2 separate regions of the Homo sapiens genome follow, and region 1 is linked to region 2. Evidence: chromatin contacts called from ENCODE Hi-C or POLR2A ChIA-PET data. All regions are on one chromosome and are shown on one strand. Each heading gives the region's core, a stretch centred on a gene start or an enhancer-like site at or near the end of the contact. The rest is flanking DNA. Distances are from core to core; before and after follow the strand shown. Region 1 overlaps SHC4 (SHC adaptor protein 4). Region 2 overlaps SHC4 (SHC adaptor protein 4).

Evidence for each region. A loop is a pair of places that touch in the nucleus more often than their neighbours do. ChIA-PET counts read pairs that join two places held with the same protein, here RNA polymerase II (POLR2A). Pooled maps may share reads with other maps.
Region 1: a loop to region 2 is called in a pooled map, with 2.9 times the contacts of the local background. The contact joins two enhancer-like sites. A Hi-C loop is called at or near these places in 2 of 168 maps with a recorded cell type or tissue (IMR-90 and mammary epithelial cell), 1 of 37 single-sample maps with no recorded cell type and 10 of 50 pooled maps. POLR2A ChIA-PET finds 5 or more read pairs at or near these places in 4 of 52 experiments (BJ, H1, HEK293 and 1 more).

Annotation. Positions count from the first base shown.
Region 1 is chr15:48,938,868-48,942,199 of GRCh38, forward strand. The region is part of intron 1 of SHC4 (SHC adaptor protein 4); the gene reads right to left. Among named protein-coding and RNA genes, the nearest start is that of SHC4, 23 kb to the right of the region's middle. Within about 2 kb of position 1,849, at least 3 of the 41 ENCODE cell types and tissues checked have a DNase peak (open chromatin) inside an H3K27ac peak, as active enhancers do; they include IMR-90 and mammary epithelial cell, where a contact is called at or near this core.
Region 2 is chr15:48,895,504-48,898,803 of GRCh38, forward strand. All of the region lies in intron 2 of SHC4 (SHC adaptor protein 4), which reads right to left. Among named protein-coding and RNA genes, the nearest start is that of EID1, 19 kb to the left of the region's middle. Within about 2 kb of position 1,693, at least 5 of the 41 ENCODE cell types and tissues checked have a DNase peak (open chromatin) inside an H3K27ac peak, as active enhancers do; they include IMR-90 and mammary epithelial cell, where a contact is called at or near this core.

The DNA.
Region 1 (3,332 bases), core at 599-3,098, 44 kb after region 2:
GGCTTTGAGAATCAGAAGGGCCTGGGTTTGAATCTCAGCTTTACACGTACTGGCTGTGAAACCTTGGACAAATAACTTTAATTCTCAAAGCCTCAGTTTCCTCATCCATAAAACAAGAACAATAGTTTATGTGTTTCATAGGGTTATTGTGAGGATCCAATCAGGTAATGCATGTGTGGTGCTAAGCACAGTGACTGGCACATACAAAGGTCTCAGCATATGTTCATCATTACAGTGGGATGACTATACTGCTGTTCCTGATTGTCTTCAGTTCTACCTGCCTCAGTATGGGGAGCTGATAAACAAGCCTCAATTACTGTGCAGGGACCTTAATCAATGGCGCTCCATAGGAGTGTGATGAGCACTGGGATGCAAGGGGCTATGGGAGTGTGTCAGAGAGGCTCCAGACCAGCCTCAGGGAATCAGGGAAGAAGGGTCAGAGGAAGGACGCTGGGGCGAGTTATGAAGGGCAGGCAATGAGAGGTGATGGTGGAGGAATTTCCAGACAATGGGCACAGCATGTGCAAGAGGTAAGGGCAAAAATAAGGGGTGGTCCAAAAATACCAAATACTTCAATATGACTAATGTCCAGGGATATGGCTGAGATATCAGCAGGGGCTACATTTCATTAATCATCCAATTAACCATCTGCCCACACAATTCAATGAGCTCTTAGAGGGCAGAAGCTGGTTCTCATTTTCCCTTTTGTTCTTGGAGTCCAGCACAATATGTGACACACAGTAGGCTCTCAATACACTATGCTGAATGTCTGAGGACTGTAACCAAGTTTCAGGCCACCCTCGCTTAGATGTGACGCCAATTTCTTCTTATTCTTTCATGAGTTTCCCAACTACACTTCCACCCAGCCCACTTCTCAGACCCAAATAAATAAAAGCTAAAAATACAGCTCAGGTCATGAATCATAAATGAGATGGAAGAGCAGTGACTCACAGAAGTTAATCTGCTTCCCAGGAGAGTCTTGCTGGATGTCCTCTGCTCTGAAAGGTTAGGCAAAAAGCCAGGATCATAGCTGTGCAGACAAAGCTAATCTAAAGACTAGGCCTGCCATTGGAAGCCCATCTGGTATTCCAAGGCTCCTAGGCAGAGATGCCAAGAGGCGGCAGCTCTGTGCAACCCATCATGGGGCAGCGGAAGGATGGGCCCAGACACAGATGCTGACAAGGTTGCTCTAGGTGTCTGCTAAGAACACCTTAAGCACAGGGCCCTGTCGATTTTCTCAGTGGCCCAACATATCCACCATCAAGTTGGTTATGGTTACTGCTGTAGCCAAGGCAATGCCCTTGCAGGATGGTTTAGTGAATGACCTACCAATTATATTTTGTATTCTTGTCTAGTTAAGTTGAGAATATGATCTAACCTAATAGTGACACTGTGTTTATGGTCTCTCCTGCCAACACATAATCCACTTACAATTGAACATTTTTGGGATATTTTGACCTTCATTCTCAATTATCAGCTCCTCAACAAAATTAAATAATTATATCCTACACCCTAAAATCACACAAATCTGACTCAGCTTTCAGTACCTAGGATGTCGAGTTTCAGTTTAATTAAATATTTACTGGAGGAACTCTGTGTATTCACAAATGAGAGCATCTGCAAATACTGCCACAAGGTAGACAAACAGCAGCTCCATCAAACTTTCTTCTACTCCATTTTCCGTTTGACTCAGCAGTGTCAAAGGCCAAAATTTTTGTCGTCAGTTACCATGTCTGGTCAAAGTTGATGTCCCTAGTAGCAGCATCAGTATGATGGTGGTTTCAATCTCCCCAGCGCTCTAGGACTTTGCATGTTCAATGTGTGGTCATGTCTGGAGACCATGTGGGCAAAGAACCTCATTGACGTCATTCTCCCTCTATGTCACAGCACTGAAGTCCTAAATGAATGGTCAGTGTTCGTTATACTGAAACCATGACTCACATTAGTCATTCTCCCACATGGTGATAAACTGCTGAATTATGCTGTATTAGTTTTCAGCTTTTATGACTTCTTTGAAAAAGCAGCAGTCAACAATACGGCTTTGCGGAAATGCAGCTCAAATGTTAATCATTTCTCATTATACTTCTTTTTACATGAAACACAAGAGTTGTCTGTACCTGGAGCAGTGAATTCTGACTCCTGATAATATGACTAAAAGCACACCAGGGCTCGAAGGGACCTTAGAGATGATCCATTCCAACTCCTCTACTTTTTGTGGATAAAAAATTAAATGGCTTATCTGATGTCACTCAGCATTTAAAGGGAAGGCAGAGAACAGTCTACTAAAGACACAAAAGTCAGAGATGTACAAAGCGAATCAGAAGAGTATAAGACAGCAGCAGTCAAGTGTACACAGAGCTCCATGGAGGAAGAAGTTGTTGACTGAATTCAGGGCAGTGGAGAGGGTCAATAGGCTAAGGAACTGGAAAATGTTCATAGGAGTTTGGCAACTGTTGGCTTTTGTGGAACATTATCAGTGGAGTAGTCAACGTAGAAGCCAGGTAGCAAGAGATTTAAAATTTGATATGGAGATGAGGCAGTGAACCGGTAAGCATAGTACTTTTGTTTTTGTTTTGAGAAATTGATATTTTAACAAGAGGGGCAAGATAAGCTTAGGGGAGGGTGTTATTTTAAGAGTAGAACAGATTTGAGCATGTTTATTGATAGAAAGTTTGACAGTAACAGGAGAAAAGAGAAATAATGGCGAGATCACAGTCCCTGGGGAGGCAGGAGTGAAGACTACCCATGAAATGTGAAAGACCTGATTCAAATAAATTATTTTAATTATGAATCAGATTCTCTCAAGCATTCAAATCAAGTAACTTTGAAAGTTGAAGATACAGTTGCCCTTTTCACATGTCTGGATACCTTTCTGGGAATCTTCTTTTGGTGTTAATTTAAGGGGTACAAGTGCAGTTTTGTTTCATGGATATACCGGGTAGTGGTGAAGTCTGGGCATTTGCTGTAACTATCACTCAAATAGTTCACATTGTATTCATTAAGTAATTTTTCATCCTTCACCTCCTTCACACCCTCCCACTCTTCTGAGTCTCCAATGTCTATCAATTTCAACTCTATGCCCACGTGTACATATTATTTCATTCTCATTTATAAATGAGAACATGCAGTATTTGAGTCATATTCTTATAAATAATCAGGATTGAGCCTAATTTTACGTAAATGGCAATGCTATGAAGATGGACAGCAGCAGGATCCTGTGACTTCAGTAACTGTAGGGTTGCTTCAGGATTACATCACAGGGTCATCATGATCAGAGCTAGAACGAGGTGACCTGTTAGTCAGTATTTTTTTAAAAAAACAAAAACCCTAGA
Region 2 (3,300 bases), core at 443-2,942:
GACAAAGTGGTAGGGGCTGACTCTAGAAAAGGCTTACTCGGATGCCCCTGCCCTTCCCCAGCCCTCTGCTGTCTATGGCTGGCTGCCACCTCCTGGAAGAAACGAGCATCTGGAGCCAGGCTGTGCCCACCTGGGCAAACACATATGAGTGTGCACTCACACGCTCACTCAGAACTGTATATTTGAGGCATGTGAGGCTTTACAGAGCGCCCAAAATCTCTTGATATACAAAACTCTGCTCAAAAGAAAAAAAGGGGAAAACTTGTGCTTATGAACTTGCTTTAAAAAGTAATAATTAGCCAGGCACAGTGGCTCATGCCTGTAATCCCACCACTTAGGGAGGCCGAGGCAGGAGTATCCCTCAAGTCCAGGACTTCGAGACCAACTGGACAACATGGTGAGTCCTTGTGTCCACAAAAATATATATATTTTTAAATTGCCAGGCACAGCAGTGCACACCTGTGGCCACAGCTACCCAGGAGCCCGATGCAGGAGGATTGCTTGAGCCTAGGAGTTCAAGGCTGCAGTGAGTTAGGATCACATTACTGCACTCCAGTCTGGGCGACAGAGCAAGATCCTGTCTCAAAAAAAATAGTAGTTATTAATTTTTTGAATTGGAGACTCTAAGATGAGCCATGCCTCTCTCCAGTAAAAGACCTATTTGTACAAACTTTCCTTCTTTCTTTTTCTTTCTTTCTTTCTTCCTTTCTTTCTCTCTCTCTCCCTCCCTCCCTCCCTCTCTCTTTCTCTCTCTCTCCCTCCCTCTCCCTCTCTCTCTCTCTCTCTCCCTCCCTCTCCCTCTCTCTCTCTTTCTTTTCTTTCTTTTTTTTTTTTTGAGACGGAGTCTCACTCTGTCGGCCAGGCTGGAGTTCAATGGCATGATCTCAGCTCACTGCAACCTCCGCCTCTAGGGTTCAAGCGATTCTCCTGCCTCAGCCTCCCAAGTAGCTGGAATTACAGGTGCCTGCCACCATGCCCGGCTAATTTTTGTATTTTTAGTAGAGATGGGATTTCGCCACATTGGCCAGGCTGGTCTCAAACTCCTGACCTCAGGTGATCTGCCCGCCTGGCCTTTCAAAGTGCTGGGATTACAGACATGAGCCACCGCGCCCAGCCTGTACAAACTTTTCTATTCCATTTAAGAAGGTCCACTCCTCACCCCAAAGCTCCCCAAAACATTCTGTGGACCTCTTAGAAATTACAGATCCCAGGTTAAGAAATACTGCTTTAAATTAACCTCTCAAATTCTGCTGGCCTTGCTGATAGCAGCGTTAACAAATCTCCTGAAATCCCAGCAAGGACAGGCAGATAGATGCCTACATTTTGTTGCTTTTGTTCACAAAGATCTTTTCTTCCCCTGCTACTGGGACCAAGACATTAACTGTAACATTTTCAAGAACAAATAGTACTTTCAGTGCTTTTCTGGAGTCTCAGCCACACCCTTGGGCCAACTTTACAAATGCCGAGGAGAAAGAAAAAGAAAACAGAGTTGAGAGCGATTTCTCCTGGGGCTCAGGGGGTCCCCGCCATTCTTGCAGCCCAAGCAGCTGCGCTCCTGCAGAACCTTTTTGGAGCTGAGTGGCGGTGAGACTTTCTCCAGCTAGCAAACATTCAGCAAGTGTCTGCTCTTAGAGGAGCAGAAATTTTGGGGTTTCAGTGGCTAAAGATTTCCATCCTGGGAGCCTGTATTAGAAAGAAAGAGAAACGCCCCAGAGCACCAACAGTGGCCACTTTGTTTATTGTTTCGCCACATGAGAGAGAAGGGGAGAAGTGGGCTGATGTAAGAGAATGAGAATGCCGTGGAAGATTTGCTTTTAAGCATATAAAACCCTGCCTACGCCATAAGACCAAAAAAAGATATTTTGTCTGTCTTAACAGAGTCCAAACTAATCATCCAAACAAAGCCACCTTTCTTCATCAACTCCTGGCCACTACAACACTTAAGTTATAATTCTTCTGTGTTTTTAACCCTTAAACAGTTAAGCTCCTCTGGAAGCAATGTCGCCACACACACACACACACACACACACGCACACACTTTTTTTTTTTTTAAGTTTGGAAGGCAATATCACAATCCAAGACAAAGGGGAGCATTTAATGGGAGGAGAGGCTGCGCGGCAGATTTTTTCTGGTGAATGTCAAGATGCAGTTCTTCAGTAAATAGGAAAGCCAGAAAATGTGCAACATGAAACCAGGCAAAGGGGCCCAGCTGGAATGATTAAAGGCAATGATCCCCACATCCCCCACCTTCTGACACACACACACACACACACACACACACATCTATAGTCACATATGCAGTGAAGGAGTAGTTCCAGTTTTGTCCCTGCAAATAGGAATGAGAATAAAATTTTAATCACAGCAAGAGCCTTTCCAAAATAAAAAGTCAACGATACTCAGCCAAAACAAATTCACCTGCGTTTCCCAAAGGTCTTTCTTTCACTTTGCATCTCCAACGTAAGTCCTTAAAGAAATCAGTTAACAAAGTCTAAGGGACATGTTGCACCCTAAATGTCTTGGATTGCCTTCTTATTATGAATGAAGAGACTGAGTAATTCAGACTGCACATCCATGTGGTATCATGCTGTTCTCATTGTTCTAGGGAAACCAGTACCATCTTTTTTTAAATCTTTGCCTCCAGGACAGCAAGGCTCAGTGATCTATGTGTTCAATTTTGTCCAGCTTAGTGAAATTAAAGACATCCAAGAATTTGTGAAAGCCCTCAGACAGGACACTTTAGAACAGGAACCTGCCTCTGTGGCGATAAGCACACAATGAACGCAGTCAGTGCCCACAGACCAGTTGAAAATGGAAAGCCTCAGACTTGCTTTGTGCTATTATCAAGGGGCATCACCCGTGTACTCTAGGAGGGTGAACTCAGCCTCATAAAATACATCCTTTCACTTTAGAAACAGGCACCTCGGGTCCCAGGATGGTCAAATAAAACCTTTGAGTACTGCCCACAGCATTTATCCCCACACTGACTTAGTGTCCCACTCTGTTCACCTGAATTGTACTTAAAGTCTGTTTCTAAAGTACATTTGCTAGCCAACCCAGCTCAGCAACCATAGGAAATGGGTTTGTCTGTCTACTTCGTGATTCTGCCCTTTGGCTCTGATGCAAATGTGAACCCATTAATCACACTGGAATGAAGTGAAGGACCCTCTTGTCTGGAGTATCACATCTCCCCTATAACTCTCACTAGTTAACGGACATTAAGTGCTGGTTTTTTCCTGTCCCCACAGAGATTTCCTGTAATACAATCATGTATCTCAAAATTCAAACACCTACACCCACAAA